Regions from separate parts of the Homo sapiens genome. Here region 1 is linked to region 2. The links are chromatin contacts, found by Hi-C or POLR2A ChIA-PET in ENCODE. All regions are on one chromosome and are shown on one strand. The core of a region is the stretch at or near the end of the contact, and the rest is flanking DNA. Distances in the headings are between cores, read along the strand shown. Region 1 overlaps ABCC12 (ATP binding cassette subfamily C member 12). Region 2 holds the start of ITFG1 (integrin alpha FG-GAP repeat containing 1).

Region 1 (3,152 bases), core at 82-2,581, 660 kb after region 2:
GAAGGCACAAAAGCGTTGACAGGACATCTTGTCCATGCACCAGAAAGCCCAACCATGCAGATGCAGAATCTCAGAGTCAAACACCTGCACAGGGCCAGGCAGGGAATGCTTGAAAAGAGGCAGTGGTAAGCTCTGCTACAAATGGGAGAGCTTGGACTGCAGGGCTGCTCCCAGTGCACATGGCACCTGGGCCCAACTACAACAGGATGTTCTCTGAACAGACTCTTCACAAGAGGCTCCCCTTCCTCCAGGTGCACTGGCTGGATCCAACCCTGCTCAGCCAGGCCCTGGGAGCAGGGCACCACCTGCACGGCTGTGGGTGTTGGCCTTGGCACACCCCATCTTCAGGAAGCAGCCTTGACTCAGTTGCATCTTTGGTGCCATGCAAGGATGCAGGCCTGATGGAGCAGGATTTTCTAATTTGTCCAGAGGAGTCAAAGATCCAGTTTTATATGACATCTTTGGACTTTTAAAGCATTCAGCAATCAATTAAAACTATGCATGGGCTCCAGTTTGTGACCCTGAGTACATATGTTCATTTAAGATGACCCCTCATCGTGGGCATCCAATAGACAATGGTAGACAGCGGGGATGCAACGTTCAAAGTTATCAACAGAGGGTACATGTGGGGCAGGCCACAGTGCTCAGGGCTGATGCTCACGGGGCAGTGGCAGTGGGTCCAGGGGCAAAGAAGGAGAGTCACCAAGGCGGCCGAAGGATGTGATGCCACTTCACCTCAGGAGTTGTGCAATGGACAGAGAATTCAATTTGGAGAAGAGACCATGATAATAACAATAATAATTGTAGTATTTTTAATGTGTAGGGTATATTCCGTGAACTGAATTAAATGTATGTTCAATGTTTTTCACCATGACTGGCCTTGCAAATTATCCTATAGCCAACTATTGCTTACATGATCTCATTCAAACCTCACCACAACTCTCCTTAGTCCCATTTTACAGACAAGGAAACCAAGTGGTTTCATGAGGCTCAGAGAGGTTAAGTTACCTGCCCAAGGCTAAATAGTGAGCATGTGGCAGAAACAGCTGGGGAACCCAGGCTGTCCAGAGTGCCCCCCTGCTTCCCCAGTGACCACAGCCAGGGGCCTGATCCCACCACTGTCTCATGGGAGATAGACTTAATGTTATCTCAAAATTTCCAAAGGACAGAAATTAAAAGGAGGCAAATTTCACTCCAATATACATCAAAACTCTCCAAAGAAGGAACTGGCTGTGACATGATGAGCTTCCCATCACTGGAGCTATCCGAGCAGTTGGGCCATCTCTTATGCAGTAGGATGCTATTAAGAGTATTCACATCATTATGTGGGGAATTGAGCTGAGTCACCTCTATGGCTCACGCTGACTCATCATGGAGGCACACACTCTCAGAGCGTGGGTGACCTCAGGAACTCATCCAATTCAGCCCCCACCTCCACCTCCAGGCAGGGAAGGAGTTGTCATTCTTTCTATAGATGAGTCAACTGAGGCCAAAAGAAGTCACTCATATTAAAACTCATAAGACACATCCCCCCACCACCCTATTCTGGAGTCCCCACTTCTTCAGAAGTACCCCGACCTCTTCCTGAAAGAGGCAATCCCAGCTGCACAAACTTCTCTTTAGCAACAGCAGAGTGGGGAGAAAGAGGACTTAGCATTTTTTTTCCACAAAGCTTCTCATTCATGTGGGATGTGACTTAGAAACCGTGGCAACATAGAGGTTTGTGAAAACTACAAATGGCTTAGCCATTTTCCCTGGGGTCACCCAACTAGAAGGAGCAGGGAAGGGACAATGACCCAAGTCCCCTCCCTCTTCCTACCCCAAGGTTTGCAGAGAAGGTGGGGGCATGAGCTGCTTTAGTTCAGGCATAAAATACATCTATAGTCACCATGAGCTCCAGACTCCAAAGTCCTTCCACACCAAGCTGCCTTGCTGGCATTTCTAAATCAGGGCAGCCCAACTCATGGGGATAACCATGGGTTTAAGGACCCATCTCTCCTTTGACCAAGATGGAGCTTTAGGCAAGGAGGCAATGCCATTCAATAGACCTCCTCATTGGCAAACTCAAGAGTTTGTGAAAAACTCAGCCTCATCTGGCCCAGGGGCCTGGAGCTGCTGCGTGCATTAACCTCCCAAAAATTATTGTGAACCACATGCACAGTGTCCAGTGCAGCCGAGGCCATCTGCTGGGTCCACGCCTGACCGGAAGGGAGCCATTTCATTGTCATGTTAATGTTCCATCTTCACAGCACTCATCACACAGCTTACCTGTCCTAGGAGAGCTGCAAGGAGGGAGCTCTTTCCACTTCCCACATTCCCACATATTCCCAAGATCTTCCCCTGCCAGAGAAACAGAGATGGGACACAGTCACTCTCTCCCACTTCTTAGAGGGTCTGGCCCAAAGGTGCCACTCCCAAACTATGCTGGTCAGGCCAGGCGGAGAACAAGGGGTCACTGCAGGCTCTGGGGCATGGCAGCTGCAGCCACACCACCCTGGCCCACATAAACAGCCTGGGAGGATGCAGGAATGTAAGTCTTAATTAAGTGCTTTCCCTTGTGTGGCATAGCCAAGCACCCACAGGGCTTCTAGAAATCACGTAAGATCACTGGTGTGAAACAGCCTTGTGCTGGTCTGGGAGACACAGGCCTTGAACAGGAAGGCTATTCTGTGCCCAGACTCCAGAAAAGCAAATCTAATGGGATGCAAAAGGCTGTACAACCCAGGGGGACTAGGGTAGCTTTTGAAGTATGGACATCTAGGGGCTTTTCAAAAATCTGGAATTACTGAGAAGTTACACTATTCTAACATTCTACAGCTCCAGATTTATTAATTCAACCAACAAATCATTATCAGAGCCTGCTATGTGCCAAGCACTGTTCCAACCACCAGCAAGAACAGCAATGAACACAACAGGCAATGGCCTGAGTCTACCCTCATAGAACTTACCTTGTAGTCAGGGGAAGATGGACAGGAAGCAAGACAAGCAAATGAAATGTGGGGCAGGCACATCTATGCTTGCCATGGAGAAAAATAAAGCAGGGAAGAGACAGGGAAGGGACAGGGAGTGGGCTAGAGGCTTGGGGGTACAAGGAAAGCCTTACTGGAAAGGTAGATGTCTTAGCTTGAGTTTTCCCAGAAACAGACCTTGAA
Region 2 (3,502 bases), core at 270-2,769:
TTGTAAGGCTGTTTGGTTCATTACACAGATGCATCACACCAAGGATGCAGGGACTCCCATTGTAGATATCTGACAAAGACATAATTAAGCATGTGAGCACAAAATGCTGAATCCTCCAAGACCCTCCTCCTATGGGGCCATCCTCCAGAGGGTGACACATTCTTGGAGCTCAATTAGCACTCATTGAGACAGACTTTTGGAATTGTTTAATCAAACACAGGCCATCTTTAAAGTCAAGGCTACTCTCTGTATCCAGTTTGGACACAGCAGCAACAGGTTTGGCAGTACACTGCAAAATGAGGAGTCAAAAAGATTGGGAAAATATTCAGGGTTTGTAAGAGGTTCCTGCATCCCCGCAAGGGCTCCAAGAAGTCTGGTTCAGGATCCTGTCAGGCAAGCTCTGAGTAGCTCTTCCTTCCTTCCTTCACAGCATTGATCTTTAAGCAGCACCTGCTTCTGTAGGTACTCAAGAACCCTAAGACCCCCTAATGCCCACTGTCAGCATCAAGATTTACAAAAAAGTTAGTTTAACGATTGTCAAAGCAAAGAATTTCCAAGAACAAGTTAGCAAAGAAAGTAGACATTTGGAACACTAAGGTGATGACCAAGATGAGGAAGGAGTACACGAAAGAACAGGCAGCTCAAGAGAGAAATTTCTGTAGTTTGAGACTGCTTTCCCAAGGAGGCATTGGGTTTATCAGTGGTCCCTGCAAAATGCTTGTGTGAGCTGTTTAGTGTTTAGGCCCTTGGAAGGGTACATTCGCTTCATAGAAAGTTGTGGCCTTGACAAAGAAAGGGGTGGGCGAATTAGGTAGGTGGGGAGGCAAGAAGAAGCCCCCTATGAGAAGAGATTGTCAGGTTGCACCTTTTCATGTTCATCAACGGGGAAGGAAGACTGAAGCAAAATAGAAAGGAATGAGTGGGCCTTGGGAGCGAACGTTGAGGCAAGCTACAAAGATTCCTAGGAATCAGGAAGCACTTTGGAAAACAGGTGATTCCATGGGGAGGAGGGGGTAAGGTGACTGGGTGAGGGCCGCAGACTTCTTAGGAACAAAACTGAGGTGCTGTCAGGGCTTTTGAGGGTAGGTCAAACTGTAGGGTAGCTGGGTCAGAACCTGGGGTTGGAAAGGGTGGTGCAAAAGGACAAGCTGTTAAGAATGCTAAAGGGAAGGCCACAGGGCTGGGAGAGAAGGACCAGGAAATGCAGAAGGACCGGCCATTGGGCAATGGGTTTGGGGAACACCGGGAGAGGCACACGGACAGCGAACAGAGGGAGGGCCCGGCAAGCACTGACTTTCCCGCAGCACGAAGAGATCCGTCTGCTTGTCGGAGTTGAGGTCCCCGAAAGCCGCAAGGGTGCCCCAGGCCTCGGCCCCAAAGAGCTCGGCCGTGACGTTGTGCAGCGCCCGCGCTGGGACCGGCCCGACTCCCAGTAGTGCAAGCCCTGCGAGGAGCGGCGAGAAGAGGGCCCAGGAGCTCGGGAGCCGGCCCGCCGCCGCCATGGCAGCCCCTCAGCCCCCGCCCGCCGGCCCAACGCCGCGCTTGACGACAGCCGCAAAGCACCGCGTTACCGGCCGAGAGAGTGGCGCGCAGCCCCGGGACGCGTAAGAGCCGCTGCCGGCTCCTTTTTCTCTCTCCCACTAGGGCTGCCCTTCCGACGCTAAAAAAGCAGTGGAGCTAGGGTGAAAGCCGCCCTCACGCTCACTTCCGGCAGGCGCGCCTCCCGACAGTGTCGTGCGGGGGGCGTGGCCCGGCATTGCTGACAGGCGGCCCCGGGGGCGGTGGCCAAGGCGGCGACCGGAGCGCGATGGCGGGGGCGGCGGGACTCACGGCAGAAGTGAGCTGGAAGGTCTTGGAGCGAAGAGCTCGGACCAAGCGCTCAGGTTTGGCTGGCTGGGGCGCCGCCCCCCACCCGAGTACCTTGGGTGGTGCTTCGCCTCAAGCGCCTTGGCGGGAGGCAGGTGGGGGCCCTGGGAATGAACCTGTGCCCCGAGTTCCTCCTTAGAAAGCAGGTGGCGGCCCTGGCCTTGTTTCTAATATCTTCCTCCACCTCTAAAAATTAGGTGGCAGAGCCAGCTCCACTCTGCGTGTGCCCCCGACTCTATTCCGCTTGTGAGCCCCACTCGGAAAGTAGGCAGCGGTCCGGACTTCCCTTAGAGTCTTCTAACTTAAAAATCGGGCGGCGGCACATTCCTGGGAAAGGGAATGTGTCTTCCCTGTGAATGTGTCTTTCCTGTGAATGTTCTCTGCAAAAGTCAGATAGCTTAATCAGACCAAGTCAGATGTAACTACGATCTGGCTGCAGAAAGCCGGCGTCTGGGCTCCTTGCTTTATGTCTTATATCCCTTTTACATTCCCCACAGGTTCTAAGCAGTAGACCTGTCATCTATCTAGCAGAAACTGAAGGAGACTGGGCCTCAGATATTGAAGAGTATAGTTAGGGCCCAGAAAGAAAAGGGCTTCTTAAGTGGCCCCAGGTTGTGTGGTTTCCAAACCCGAAAGCATAGAGGTCAGAAGGTGCCTTGCAGGCAGTTTTAACAGTTCCAAGTGTCCCGAACTGACTTGTTCAAATTGCAACGTCATGACTTGTGGCGTTATTAAAACTTCCTGTATTCCTGGTTGGCTGGATATAATCTTGAACAAAAGGCATGCACTTAAACAGGAAAGGTGAAAGGCGGAATGCAGGTTTTCAGCTAAGGAGCTTCCCTTTTAAAGAATTGATGAAGTGTCATTATTGGGGGTGGGTGTGAAAGGTGTTAGCTAGGAAAATTAACTTTGCACTTGCATTGATATTAAGAAATTATTTTCGGACGGGCGCGGTGGCTCACGCCTGTAATCCCAGCACTTTGGGAGGCCGAGGCGGGCGGATCACCTGAGGTCAGGAGTTCGAGACCAGCCTGGCCAACCTGGTAAAACCCCATCTCTACTAAAAATACAAAAATTACCTGGGCGTGGTGGCGGGCGCCTGTAACCCCAGCTACTCGGGAGTCTGAGGCAGAAGAATTGCTTGAACCTGGGAGGCGGAGGCTGCAGTGAGTGGAGGTCGCACCACTGCACTCCAGCGTGGGCGACAGAGTGAGACTCCGTCTCAAAAAAAAAAAAAATTATTTTCTCACCTAATATGTTCTCCTTACGTTTTGGGCTTTTCCTATTTATGAAGTTCTTAGTTGTCTGTTGTGCACACTGACTTTTTTTTTTTTTTTTTTGGAGAAAGTAAATCTAATTTCTGAAAATCTAATTTCAGAAATCATACACCGAACACTCTGTTTTTTTATACCTTACAAAAAGTTCAGCTTTATATACTTAGGGTTATAGTAAAATTACCATCTATGAAGTATGAGATAATTTTTTCAAAAAGTAGTCCTTAGTACTACTAAGAATCAATAAAGTGACTTGGAATAGTCACATGTATTTGTTTCACACTTTTTCTTAAATTGTTTTTGTGTGATATAGAAATACTGAGTTGGCTACTAACGATGTGGCTATCTGGATATAAAAAGTG

The links. Hi-C counts contacts between places; a loop is a spot of excess contacts on that map. ChIA-PET counts read pairs that join two places held with the same protein, here RNA polymerase II (POLR2A). Pooled maps may share reads with other maps.
Region 1: a loop to region 2 is called in a map of chondrocyte, with 7 times the contacts of the local background. The contact joins the enhancer-like site here to the promoter of ITFG1 in region 2. A Hi-C loop is called at or near these places in 1 of 168 maps with a recorded cell type or tissue (chondrocyte) and 5 of 50 pooled maps. POLR2A ChIA-PET finds 5 or more read pairs at or near these places in 3 of 52 experiments (A549, OCI-LY7 and PC-9).

What each region holds. Positions count from the first base shown.
Region 1 is chr16:48,121,945-48,125,096 of GRCh38, forward strand. It overlaps ABCC12 (ATP binding cassette subfamily C member 12), which reads right to left. Exons shown (of 31, transcript NM_001393797.1): 12 at 2,269-2,340. Among named protein-coding and RNA genes, the nearest start is that of ABCC12, 32 kb to the right of the region's middle. RefSeq lists enhancers at 1,037-2,236, 1,443-1,562. Within about 2 kb of position 1,332, at least 4 of the 41 ENCODE cell types and tissues checked have a DNase peak (open chromatin) inside an H3K27ac peak, as active enhancers do; they include PC-9, where a contact is called at or near this core.
Region 2 is chr16:47,459,544-47,463,045 of GRCh38, forward strand. ITFG1 (integrin alpha FG-GAP repeat containing 1) reads right to left here and starts at 1,520. Exons shown (of 18, transcript NM_030790.5): 1 at 1,295-1,520. The coding sequence starts at 1,502. PHKB (phosphorylase kinase regulatory subunit beta) reads left to right here and starts at 1,788. Exons shown (of 31, transcript NM_000293.3): 1 at 1,788-1,883. The coding sequence starts at 1,808. RefSeq lists a silencer at 1,429-1,898.